2 separate regions of the Mus musculus genome follow, and region 1 is linked to region 2. Evidence: chromatin contacts called from ENCODE Hi-C or POLR2A ChIA-PET data. All regions are on one chromosome and are shown on one strand. Each heading gives the region's core, a stretch centred on a gene start or an enhancer-like site at or near the end of the contact. The rest is flanking DNA. Distances are from core to core; before and after follow the strand shown.

Region 1 (7,150 bases), core at 1,628-4,127, 770 kb before region 2:
CTGTGGGCGGGGCCTTGACTGTCATTCACTGTGGACAAGACCTTGGTATCATATGCTCCATGAATGCTGGCAGGAACAGTAGGGAACTAATGACTGTCCTACTTTGCTTTTTTGTTACTGTGATAAAGATGACCCATGCAGATGAAAGGATTGTATTCTCCCATCAAGAGGAGCTCAAGACAGGAACCTGGAGGCAAGCACTCAGGCAGAGACCATTGAGGAGTGCTGCTTACTGGCTTGCTTCTAAACTATACTTCTTATATAGCCCAGGCCTACATGCCTAGGGATGGTACCACCCACAGTGGGCTGGCTGCTCCTATATCAATTAGCAGTCAAGAAAATACCTCCCAGATATGCCTATAGGTTAATCTGATAAGGGCAATTCCTTGATTGGTGGTCCTTAGCATGTCAAGGTGACAGTTTAAGCTAATTATGACACTGAGATTATTATTTTCTGTGTATTGATACTTTGTGTGTCTTTCTTTGTACACGTGCATACTTGTGTGAGTTGAGGCCAGAGGCCCATGGTAAGTAGCTTCAATTCCTCTCTGACTTGTTTGTTTTGAGTCAAGGTCACACTGTGTAGCTCTAGATAACCAGGAACTATGTAGACCATCTTAGCTTCAAGCTCATAAGAGATCCACCTGCCTCTGTTTCCTAAGTGCTGGGATCAAAGGTGTGCAGTACCACATGCAGCCACTCTGCCTTATATTTAGACATGGTCTCTCACTGAACCTGGACCTCAACCAAACCCAATCCTCTGCAGGAGAAGCGGCTGCTCTTGCCATCATCTCTCCAAGCAGTTTGGGTTTCTAGAAGGAAGGTTCCAGCTGCACAGTTACTCCCAAAATGCCATGCGACTCGGTTGCTGCTCCCTGCTCCTGCTCCGTTATGCATTTCTGATTCCTGGGTGCTTTGCTCACATTCTTACTTTGCTTCACTAAAACTTAGCCTCATAATTAGACTTGGAAGCCCACTCTTTCACATATTTTAAGGAGTCCAGTGGTCTTGGCCAGCATCTTTATCCTTGGACTTTCACATGCCAGAGCAAACCTTTCCTAAAAGAAGTACATCTTTCATAAATTCTGTATTTAACACAATTGCTTTGAACTAAGGCTTGATGACCAAAGAGTGAGAATATAAGTTTAAACGCACAAGCCCGTCTTTACTTACAATGAGACCGGATGAATTTGAGATTTGAGGATTGCAACTTTCAACTCATGTTAGTGCTGCGACCTCATGGGCAGCCTGAAGGGTCAGGGTCAGAGGTCATCTTGCTTGTTTCTCTTTCTCTCTGTGCAAGCGTGTGAGTGTGTGAGTGTGTTTTTTCTAAACGTTAAAGTTTTGACTTTACTTTTTGGCCTATCTGGATAGGCTATTTGAAGGGTAGACGGGGTGTATTTTGAGATACCCCTTTTTTCAACCCCCTAATCTCAGTGTTAGGGAGGCACATAATCACAGACTCAAAATGCAACAGGCCTAAAACACAGCATTTCCCTGCACCAATGATCTGCAAGCAGAATATTCCGATCAGAACTTTAAGATGCCCTCTGGTGCTCTGTCCCTTCAAGATGTGGCCCTCTGGCCTGCAAGGTTGCTGATCCTAGGCTCGGTCTGGCTGCATCACACTGGACTGTGTGGTTTTAGGTCTGTGCTGAATAGGAGGAAATGGGCGGTGCTCCCAGCTAGAGAGGCAGAAACTCTGACTCAGGCCGGCTTTAAACTAAAGAGGAAGTGGATCACCTCACGCTCCAGGAAAAAGGAAGCCCAGGGCGGGCGTGGCCAGCCCTCCGGATGAATCAACTCTTAACAAAGGCACCTGGCGGGCTGCTTGGGTAGGCGGTCTGTTCTTCCCCAGGCTGCCCCAGTGGGAGCTTTAGTCTGACCCTGCCTTCACTTCTAAGCAGATACAGGGTGGGGTCCTTGGTTGCGCCAGCCTTTGAGGTGGACCCAGCTCCCAGTCAAGGGATTTGACCCTCTGCGGTCAGAGGATTGGCTCGAACTCTTCCCCCTCCCAGGGCAGAGGCCCTGAAAGGAGACAACTTGTAAGCAGTCTAGGCAGCCCCACCCTGGGGTGGGCTGGCCTGCCATAATTAACCAATCCCCATAGTGTCTGGTGTCTGATGTTCTCACCATTGTGGTGAGACCAATCAGATCCACCCCTGCAACCTAGAAAAAAGATCCCAGGGGGAACAGATAAAACTCTGAACAAAACTGCTTTTGTCGGTGGAGCGAGGTGGTCCCCGGTTAGCATTGAGGCAGATTCTTACATCCTCCTCTGTCTTCAGTTGGAGAAGGAAAAAAAAAAGAGAGAGAGAGAGAGAGCCACAGGGAGACCTACTGGAGGTTCTTTAGCCTCTGAGGTACAGGAAAGACCCGGGGGCTGAGCTGGCTGTGTGGGGAAGGAGATGGCACCAGGGTTCAGAGCCTCCACAGTCTTTCAGGGCTAGGACTTAGAGATTCGGGGTAAAGTGCAGAGCCCAGTAGCTGTGTTTGGAACCCAACATATCTCAAGGACAGAGTATGGGCTGGACTGTGATCCAAGGTAAGGTAGAGAGAGTGGGGAGGAGGGCAGTCTGGAAGCGGGGGTGAGGGGCTTAGACTCTCCTGGGAGCCCTTGTACCAAGGGCGGGACAGAAAGGACTTGTGTTCAGGCAACACTCCTGCATGCAGGGCACACAGACTCCTGAGTGTGGCTATCTTAGGCCAGGTCCCAGCAGGCTTCTTTAGCCTCAGAGCAGCAGAGGATTCTGGTTGCTGTGGGCGCTGAGTGTGGGGACAGGATGGGGAGTGACTGTCTCAGCCACAGTGCTGGGTTTTCCGCAAGGCATGTCAAGCTCTTGCTAATACTCATATAACCCTACGGGTTCTCCAGCAGACCTCTCCACTCACTTCCACATGCTCACGCCTGCTCCCTTCAGTTCATAAGCTTCCTCCTTCCTCTGCCCTGTGGCTTTGCCAGGGGCCTCTTTCCACATCCCTGCCTGGAGGCACTGGAGACATTCCTGGCAGACATCAGGGAGTATCTGGCTGGTGGCTCATAGGCCATGGAATGTGCAGAGTCTGAAGGTGTGTTTCACCCGCCTTCTGCCCCAAGGTGACTTATTCTCTGGAGTGGCTTGGGGACTGTTGGGGCTGAACAGCAAGCCATTTACCGGAGAGGACAGTGTGTGCAGATCTCAACGAGCGTATTTGGCCACATGACCCAGGCAGCCTCCTCATCTTCCCACATCTCAATTCTCTTGTGGTTTTGTGGTCAGCCTCAGATTAAATCATGGTTGCCTGGCAGCTGAGACTTGTGAGAGAGTCGCTTTCTCCCAGAGTTACCTGAGATGGGCACAGTCACAGGCTGATGTAGACCAAGGATCCTGAGAAGGCTCTGGGCCCTGACAACCTGTAGAGAGCTTGACCCACCTGTCAGAGTTAGGAGATGGGAGAAACATGCAGGCATTTAGGCTCAAACCTGACTAAGAACAAATTGTTCTATTGTAGTGTATGTGTGCACGTATATGTTCATGTGTACACAGTAATTCTGCATATCACTGCAGGGGCCATATGTCTTTCCCCCTCATGCTCTCCACCTGATTTTTAAAGTCAGTGCTAACATTGAGCCTTGGGCTTACTAATTAAGCTGCTAGGACTGAAGGGCAGCAAGCTCTGGGAATCCTGACTCTCCCTTCCCAGCACTGGATTTGCAGACATGCAGTGCAGAACCCAAATGTTTACAGAGGTGTTGGGGGTCCAAAGTCAGGCTTTCAAGCTGGTGAGGCAAGGGCTTTGCTGACTGAGCCGTTTAAACAGTCTGGGACCTGGAGATACAGCTTAGCCCCAGTACAGTTCTAAGCAACCCTATCCGGCAGTTCACCACTGCCTGTAACTCCAGCGCCCTCTTATGGACTCCAAGGGTACCTGCATACCCATGTGCATATACGCCTACCCCATATGCACTGCTCTCTCGTTCTCTCTCTCTCTCTCTCTCTCTCTCTCTCTCTCTCTCGTGTGTGTGTGTGTGTGTGTGTGTGTGTGTGTGTGTGTGTGAAATTAAAAATTTTTTTTTTTTTTTGGTTTTTTGAGACAGGGTTTCTCTGTGTAACCCTGGCTGTCCGGGAACTCACTTTGTAGACCAGGCTGGCCTCGAACTCAGAAATCTGCCTGCCTCTGTCTCCCGAGTGCTGGGATTAAAGGCATGCGCCACCACTGCCCGGCTAAAAATAAATTTAAAAAAGAATTTTCTGGCCTCAATGGCTAGCTCATTTCTCAGGATAGAAGAAAAGTCAAAGGCTTTTTCTGCTAGAAATAGAGATGGAGCCCCCGCCCCGCCTGATGGGTGAGGCTTCAGGGCTGCTGCTTGGAGCAGATGCTTCTCTCGAAGCAGATGGATTTGTAGAGAGGGGGACAAAGCCAGCCATTTGGGGACCGATGCCAGCAACACTGCCTGCTGAGGCATGGGCTGCCAGTGTTCCCAGAGCCTCCATCTCAGCTGAAGCCTCCAGTGAGCTCTCTGGTGTCGTTCATTTAAGCACATGACTTTCAAAGTCCTGGATGTGGTGTGCAGGTCACAAAGGTTGCAGAGAAGCTACTTAAATGGTTTCATCAGTGTTTGCTGCCATAGTAAGAATGATTCATAGACAAGTGCCTTGGAGAGAGAAACCAAAACGAAAAGACTCCTTTGCCAAAGTGTCTTCCATAGTCCATACTTTGGGGGGTGGGGTGGATAGGGGAGGGAGAGGAGGAAAGGAGAGAAGAATTGTGTTAATTGTGTAATAACTCTGAAAATGGGGACTGAGTAGATAAAGAGGCCAGTATTGGAGAGGTAGCTTTATTACAAGGAACAATAGCAATTTAAAAACTCATTTAAAGACAACTTTACGTTAAAACGCTATTGCTTTTCCTCATGTCTGTGAAGGAAGTACAAGCTAAAAACGAAAGCCCCAAACAATAGGGAATGGGGGAGGGGGGATCAGAAAAACCAAAAGCTTCCATAATTTCCAGAGCCTGACTGTGTTTGGTCCAGAGACCCCTTCTGGCAAGGAGTGCCATTTGTGTGCGGCCCTCTGTCTACACAGATCACAGCAGCATGAGATGAGTCACACCCCATGTGTGTCTCTCTAGTAAAGTTTTCTTAACGATACTACTTGTCTCCCTTGTTTCAGACATCTCCTTTTGTATGTATGTGGGTGGGTGCATCACACACACAAAGAGGCTATCAAGTGTCTGGCTCTATCACTTTCTGTCTGATTCTCTGACTGAACACAGAAGTGAGGGAGTAGCCTGCAAGCCCCAGGGACTCTCCTGTCTCCGCCTTCCACAGGGCTGTCTTTACAGGTGCATGTGTGGCCATGCCTGGTCTTTCACATGGTTCAGGGACGAGTGTGACCTTGGGTAAGGTGAAAGGAGGCTAAGAGCGGAGAGATAGCTTTGTGGGCTCTTCTCCAGCCTACGGACGGTCTCCTAGTAGCCTTTCTCTGGGGTTAAGGGATGACTCTGAGAGGCACATGATCTTGCTTTGTCTGTTTGGCTGTGGCTGTATACCACCAGATCAGGCACTACTGAGGCTGAAAGAGCAGCTGAAACGGACCGTCCGTCTGCAACCCAGTGATGAGCCCAGGTGAGCTCTGCACTTCGGGGGCTCTTTGTTCCTTGAGAGGCATGGAGGACTATGCTCCAGTGACTGGGAAGGAAGAACATGCCAGCCCCACGCGCTTCACCTAGCCCACAAGGACAGCCCGTACGCAGTGTTCACACAGCATGTGGTCTGTGGTCATTCCTGGCAGCCAAGGTTTGGGAAAAGCAGCCTCTGCCTGGGTCTGCCTCTGTTCTCTGCTCACAGCTCTCCACCCCTGCCAAGGAGACTGTGGTTGCTAGCAGCTGTGGACACTTTCCCACAATGCAGTTCTTCGTGATGTCTGCTAAGCTGGGGGGGGGGGGGTCTTCTCTGAAGCCCTGATTCCTCACTCTGACTTTCCCACCCTTTCTTCCTTGACTTTTCTCAAGGGAGAGAAAGGAGAATGGATACATCTATCCATCTATCTATCTATCTATCTATCTATCTATCTATCTATCTATCGACAACTGAAGATGGGAAAAGGGTAATTTTTTTAAAAAAAGCTAATGACCCTGTGTATTTAGTTTATGTGGGATTCTGTTCTGTTTTATTGTTTGAGCTGTCTGTCTTAACGTCACTATCAAACTATTTGAATTATTATAATTTTGTAATATATCCTTAGTCCAATAGTGCTATCCAATTTTACTTTTTTGGGTTAAGAGCGCTTTACTATTGAGTTTTTTTTCTTTTTTTTTTAAAGTTTCCCTATGAATTTTAGGACTTTATTATATCCATAAAAATATTATTTGAAATTTGATAGAAAATGCATTGAATATAGTGGTGGTATTGCACTGGGTAGTGTGGACACTCTAAAAAGTATTATTTCTTCTAACCAATTAAAATGAGATAATTTACACTTGGAACAACATTATGAACTAACCAGTACCCCTGAGCTCTTGACTCTAGCTGCATATGTATCAAAAGATGGCCTAGTCGGCCATCACTGGAAAGAGAGGCCCATTGGACACGCAGACTTTGTGTGCCCCGGTACAGGGGAACGCCAGGGCCAAAGGGGGGGAGTGGGTGGGTAGGGGAGTGGGGGTGGGTGGGTAAGGGGGACTTTTGGTATAGCATTGGAAATGGAAATGAGCTAAATACCTAATAAAAAAAAATGAAAAAAAAAAAAAAAAAAAAAAAAAAAAAAAACAAAACAAAACAAAACAAAACAAGAAAAAAAAAAAAAAAAAAAAAAAAAAAAAGAAAAAAGGATAGACGGGAGAGATGGCTCAGCAGTTAAGAGCACTGACTGCTCTTCCAGAGGTCCTGAGTTTGATTCCCAGCAACCACACGGTGGCTCACAACCATCTGTAATGGGATCCAATGCCCTCTTCTGGTGTGTCTTAAGAGAGAGACAGTGTACTCATATACAAAATCTTGAGAGAGAGAGACAGACAGACTCATGACTGAAGTTAAGGAGACTTTGGAGGAAGTAGTTATGTATTTATATATAATTGATAATTTGTATTTAATTGACAGAGCCATTTCTTTTGCTCTGATAGGTGAACAGCATGAGGCAAGGCATGCAATTTCAGGACTTTCTGTCCC
Region 2 (6,563 bases), core at 1,793-4,292:
TTCGAGGCCAGCCTGGTCTACAAAGTGAGCTCCAGGACAGTCAGGGCTACACAGAGAAATCCTGCCTCAAAAAACCTAAAAGTATTCTATGGAAATGGTCCAAGCTGGAAAAGCCAGAAAATGCTAAAAATCTAATACAGCAGAATTTATATCCATTACATTTACAGACTTACTGCAACAAGAGCTAGATAGCAATCAATGGAAATGACTGGTATCATTCCAGTAATTTCAATAAAATCTTAAGATCATTTAAAATAGAGAACACTGTGAAAAACCAGTTTTCTTAATAATAAAACAAAACAAAATCTCCAAAAAACTTTTCTTCTTTCGAGTGGAATTAAGGTTATTTTTAAGTTACATTGTCTATGAACAAATTAGATAAAGTCCATTTTCACTATTTAAAAACAGATTCAATTCTTTCCTAGTAAAGGGTAAGTCTATAAATACTTTTCCCTCACCATTTATTTTGCCAGGTCTAAAATCTGCCTCACCAAACAGTATTTTACTACTTAAGCAGGCTAACTCACAAAATGTTACACTATTCGCCATGTTTGCTGACTAGCCATTAGCACTATATGGTAGCAAATTAACTTCTGCAAATTTCTATTTTGAATTCCAAAGATTTCTTGTTCACATTTAAAATACAAAAGTATCTATTAAACAACAAAGAAAAAAGTCCAAACCTGGTAACATTTTCTACATGAACATCATCATGGTTAAGTAGGTTTAAATAAGGCTCCAAATTCACGAGACTCCAGTATTTAAAACAAGCTTGTATTTATTTAATCACCTTAAGTTCTTCCCTTACTTAAATTACACAAACTAGTTACAATGGTTAGTTTTCAAAAGTTTGTGAGACTGCCTTAAAAGGTGACTTATTTCTGACCTAGAGTATGACTCTCTCATGGATTCAACTCTAATAAATTGACTATTCTCTAGCCATTTCCTGGTAGCGTCTCACCACTGAGGTAGTTCCATCTCCAACTTCTTTGTCTTGCAGGTCAGCCAGCTCACACAGAACTTTGGCTGCGGGATGTTCTACCTCCAGTAACTTCAGGATGGTGGCACCATCGTTAGTAATGGTTACATCCTAAGAAATATGAAGGAATAAGTGGTCAACACAGAAACCAAGCTCTAGGATGCCATCCATACTCAGGTAAAAACAAAGACTTTACCAAAGATTTTTTTTTGAAATTTAAAACAATGTACTTTTATCAAGGCAAGCAAGAGCAATTAGATATATACTTACACCAATATCATCCACCAACATTTTATCCAAGCCAACTGGCCCAAAAGAACTTTTAACAATGTTGGCAATAGAAGCTGCAGCCATAACTGTAGATGAACAGTGAAAACTAATTAGAACAACACATAAACTATGACACTCAACTACCTATGATTTGCTAAAATCTAAAGTCTGTAATTACTATTTAAAAAAAAAAAAATCAAGCCGGGTGTGGCGGCGCACGCCTTTAATCCCAGCACTCGGGAGGCAGAGGCAGGCAGATTTCTGAGTTCGAGGCCAGCCTGGTCTACAAAGTTGCTTCCAGGACAGCCACAGCTATACAGTGAAACCCTGTGTGTGTGTGTGTGTGTGTGTGTGGGGGGGGGGGGGAATCACTTACTTAAGGACCAGTGAAGGTTAACTATTCTTTTTTCTATTTAGTATTGGTATATCACCGATTGCAAAGATTTTAATGCCTCAAATTATAAGCAATCTTAAGTTCATTCCTTACTACTACACTAGGGGGGAAAAAACCCTTTAAGTTCAGCCTTTCTCTTCAGACTCTGGCAAGTTTAGTAAGAATATTAGATAGTTCACCAGGATAAAGTAGTAGTAATTTCTAAGAGAGTTGTTTAAAAAAAAAAAAAAAGCACAACACAGAACACGGTTCCTGCAAGGGAATGCTTTCAAGAACAAATTCAACCACAGCAAACCACGTGCTTACTCGTATTAAAGTTAACCACGATAAAGGCAGCTAAAAGTATCGCTTAATAACGTTCAGTTTGCATTCCGTTACGTTTTACTGGGGGAGCAGCTGTCACCTGCAGATTCTGGGCATCCAAGAACCAGACCAGGGAAGGGAAGCAACGCAAAAGCCACCTAGATTCTATGAGCATCTTCTCAAGGGCCAATGGAACCGGTGAAAGCTACTCTTTTCTGGCTATGTCAGAGGTGCTCCAACCGGCTTGGAACCCAACAAAGGAGCAGAGGGGAGTGGCGGAGAAGTCTATCTGGAGCTCCTCTACTAGGTATTGGGGCACGGACGCCCACACCCATCTTGAACGCCTCCCCCAACCGTGTGCATTCTCGAACATTCTTCCCTTACACGGTAGGGCGCAATGGCGCCGAGCCGGCCGCTAGTGAGGGCGGATCCGGGATGGCTGGGCTTCTCCTGAAGGAACTTCACTGGGCCCGGCGGACAGCCCCGGCCTACGGACTGCGGCTGGGCTTCGGCCTGCGCCGCCGCGAGCTGGACCCTTACCATTCTCTCGCCCTTACCATTCTGGGAGCGGACCGCCTCCCCAGTGCTGCGGTCCCCGAACACGGACAAAGGACCCTCCATCTTCAGGAAACGAAGCAAAGCTCACTACGGCCGCAGACAACCGATAGCTCCGCTCTGAGACCGTTTAACGGCCACCACGGCGGGGACCACGGCGTGGAAAGGCCCGAGCGATGCCGCGGGGCCTGCTGGGTAACACGCCCTGCGCGCTCTCCACGCTCCACCAACCGCAAGGTCTGCCGGGAAAGCGGTAGGGATTGACAGACGAGGGCTGGGCGGGGCGAAAAACTGAAAACGCCGGAAGTAGGGGGCTGCGGGACGCTGGGTCAACTAGAGACAGTAGAAGAAAGGCGCGAAAGTGGAAAACGGAAGTCAGGCTCTTGGCCACGGCTAGCGTGTCCCGCCCTCCGCCTCAACGTCTGCGGTGATTGGTGAGCCAGGGATACCGATCGCTCACTCGGCCACTCAGCACCAGGGAGCTTGTTAGTTCCGGGTCCTTGAGACACCGAGGTACTGCCGGCCCTTGTAGCTTTACCCACAGTTAACATGGCTGCGACTAGTTGTTCCCCGAGACGACCCTGAGCAAAGGAAGATAGGGCACTGTGTGACTTTGCCCAGGTCCCGTCAGCCATGGCGCTTCGGCCGCGGTTCTGGAAATGTCTGTCAGTTTGCAGGAAACTGGGTAACTAATCTCGCCCCACCTCCTTGCCTGCGCTCTGTGCACAGTACGTGTGCATTTGCAAATGCGATTTTGTACCTGATGTGGGAAAGTGAAAGATGCATGTGATCTTTTTCATTTTCTAGAGTGTGGGTTCGCAGCCCTCTCAACCAGTTCCGTGCCGGCCGTGCAGCCCGACGTGGAGAGTAAGGAAAACGAAGCGGTGGCCCCGGAGTTCACCAACCGGAACCCTCGGAATCTGGAGCTCTTAGGGGTAGCTCGGAAAGAACGGGGCTGGGCTACCGTGTGGCCTAACCGTGAGTTCTGGCACAGGTAATTAAAGTCGGCTTGTGACTGACTAAGCTGTGCTTAGCACCTTACCAATTTCACCAATCCCCTGACTGATCCTGCCAGGTAAGCCTCGGGATGTGTCAGGAAGATGACATGTGGGTAGAAAGCGACCTTGGAGCAAGCAACTAGTTAGTTGCCTTGAAGAAAACTTAAACGGTAATTTGAGAATAAGCGGCTATGTCCTGAGGCCTCTCTGAAGGTGACATGTCAAAAAGCTGAGATCTAAAGGACAGGAAGCCGCGAAATCATTTGCCATGAAGGCTATTCTAGCAAAGGAGGCTAGGAGGCTGGGATTGAGTGTCTGGAACTGACAGGCCTGTGTACCTACCTGTTCAGTAAGTAAAGGTGTGTGTGTGTAAGCTGTTACAGAATAGAGTGCTAAGTAGAATTAGTTATTAGCGTGCACATTAGGGTAAAGTTTGAGCCTTAATGATTTTTTAATGGGGGGAATAAAGGTTAAAAGTTCATTAATAGAAACATTTTATGAAATACATTTTAAAATTTGTATTCATTTAAAGCACTTACTGAGTTCACTGAGGACCCAGGCAGCTTACAATGGTCTGTAATTCCAGTTCCCAGGGATCTGACACCCTCTTCTGACCTTGGCACACAGCGATACATTCCCAAAAATAATCATACACATGGAAATAAATGTTAAATTTTATTTTGGGAGAACTACGCAGTTTAGATGAGTACCTTCATCACACAAAGCAAGTGCTTTACCTCTGAACTGCACTCCCCAGCCCCAAGATGGCTACTAACTGAAAGCATTGGATTTACAAGCAGTTATGCTAGATGCTTTAAATGTATGTCTTTTTTTTTTTTTTTTTTTTTTGGCTGGCCTCAAACTCAGAAATCCACCTGCCTCTGCCTCCCGAGTGCTGGGATTAAAGTCATGCGCCACCACGCCCGGCTGTATGTCTTTTTTTTTTTTTTTTTTTTAATTTAACTTTTTTTTTTTTTAAGACTTATTTATTTTGTGTATGGGTATACACTGTCTCTGTTTTCAGACATACCAGAAGAGGGCATCGGATCCCATTACAGATGGTTGTGAGCCACCATGTGGTTGCTGGGAATTGAACTCAGGACCTCTAGAAGAGCAGTCAGTGCTCTTAACCGCCGAGCCATCTCTCCAGCTCTTAATTCAACTATTTAAACTACATTATTATCATTGTAGGGGTTATCTTTTTACGGTGGTTATTATTTTTGTTACAGTGGGATTTTTCTGGTTTTTGTTTATTTGGTTGGTTTTTTTGTAATTACACATTTTTATTGTTGTAAGTACACTGTCGCTGTCTTCAGACACAGCAGAAGAGGGCATCAACAAATCCCATTCCAGTTTGTTTTTATTGTTTTTTTTTTTTTTTTTTCAGTTGATTGGTATGTGCATATAGTCACAGGTTCATGCATATACCGCATATACTTAGATCATGGTCCACCTTGTGAGCCCTGGGGGTTGAATGCAGGTTGTTGGCCTTGGTAGGAAGCATCTTTACCCATTGAACTGTCTTAACAGTGGGCTCACCAAATTCTTGAAGAACACGTAGGCGTTTATTCACCTTAAGTGGCCCAACTTTTTGTTAATAGATTGTTTTATAACTCTTTTCTCCCCGTTTAGGTTGCGAGTTGTAAAGACTCAGCATCACGTAGAAGCATTTGTTGAGCATCTTAACGGCCAGGTTGTTGTTTCAGCATCCACTCGAGAATGGGCTATTAAAAAACACCTTTATAGTACCAGAAACGTGGTGGCTTGTGAGAGCATTGGGCGAGTGCTGGCACAGCGGTGCTTAGAAGCAGGAATCAACTTCATGGTCTACCAGCCCACCCCGTGGGAGGCGTCCTCAGACTCGGTACTTGTATTTCTATGTATTTACTTAAAAGGTAAACATTCGGCTAGGAATGGTGGTGCATGCCTTTAATCCCAGCACTCGGGAGGTCTCAGAGGCAAGAGATCTCCATGGTCAAGGGCAGCTTGGTCTACAGTGTGAGTTCCAGGAATGTCAGGGGTACACAGAGAAACCCTGTCTCAAGAAACAAAAAAAGAAAGCAGAAAAGAAACAAAAATTTGGTGTGGTATGGTAGAAGCAGATCTCTTGAGTTTAGGACCAATCTGGTCTACCAAGGAAGTTCCATCTAGTTGGGGATATATAGTGAGATCCTGTTTAAAAATAGAGGGGGTGGGGGAACAAGATCAGTTGTTTTTGGTGACAAGGGTCAATAATTCCTGCTGTCAAGAGGTTGACTTGGAAGAATCTCAAATTCTAGGCTTGCCTGAATAACTTAGTAAGACTTTGTCTCAGAATTTTAAGTGGGAAGGCCAGGAACTGCAAGTTATTCATTGGTAATGCATGCTGGAGGCTGTTTCATCCATGATACACAGAAGGTCCAGAGCTGGGGGCACAGCTCTGAGAGCGCCGCTACCTTGCGTGTGTAATCTCTAGCAACACGCAGAGACGCCAGAGAGTTTTGGTTAGTTCTTGGTGTTAGGTGTGCTTACATTATTTTCTTGAGGGTATTCTACATGGTGGGCCTTGGCTGGATCCTGTGACATTTGGTTTTTGCAGTAGTCCATAGGAGTTTGTGTTCCCATTCTCTGTACAAACTGAGGTCAGTCGGTATTGCAAGTTGGTATTGCTGGGTGACTGAGACCCGTTAGTCCAGGATGTTAGCACTGCACTTCCTGTTGTTATACTGGCATCTTTTTTTTTTTTTTAAGATTTATTTTATTTTTTTATTTATATGAGTACACTGCAGCAGTCTTCAGACACACACCAGAAGAGGGCATCAGATCCCATTACAGATGGTTGTGGGCTACCACATGGCTGCTGGGAATTGAATTCAGGACCTCTGGTCGAGCAGTCAGTGCTTTTAACCATTGAGCCATCTCTCCAGCCCATATACTGGCATCTTGTTGAATATGCTGATCCCTGATATCTTTCCATTTCCTTTTTCATATGTGTTTTATTAATTTTTATATCATATATTACATCTTGATGGCAGTTTCCCCTCCCTCCTCTTCCCAGCCCAACATCCTCCACCCCTTCCTTTTC

What was found. Hi-C counts contacts between places; a loop is a spot of excess contacts on that map. ChIA-PET counts read pairs that join two places held with the same protein, here RNA polymerase II (POLR2A).
Region 1: a loop to region 2 is called in a map of regulatory T cell, with 5 times the contacts of the local background. The contact joins the enhancer-like site here to the promoter of Mrpl18 in region 2. A Hi-C loop is called at or near these places in 1 of 37 maps with a recorded cell type or tissue (regulatory T cell). POLR2A ChIA-PET finds 5 or more read pairs at or near these places in 1 of 5 experiments (embryonic stem cell).

Annotation. Positions count from the first base shown.
Region 1 is chr17:13,678,573-13,685,722 of GRCm38, reverse strand. No RefSeq gene overlaps it. Among named protein-coding and RNA genes, the nearest start is that of Gm24867, 6.8 kb to the right of the region's middle. Within about 2 kb of position 2,877, at least 2 of the 3 ENCODE cell types and tissues checked have a DNase peak (open chromatin) inside an H3K27ac peak, as active enhancers do.
Region 2 is chr17:12,912,570-12,919,132 of GRCm38, reverse strand. It overlaps Mrpl18 (mitochondrial ribosomal protein L18), which reads left to right and starts at 3,042. Exons shown (of 4, transcript NM_026310.3): 1 at 3,042-3,186; 2 at 3,309-3,495; 3 at 5,132-5,363. The coding sequence starts at 3,135. It overlaps Tcp1 (t-complex protein 1), which reads right to left and starts at 2,804. Exons shown (of 12, transcript NM_013686.4): 1 at 2,504-2,804; 2 at 1,250-1,335; 3 at 962-1,090. The coding sequence starts at 2,567.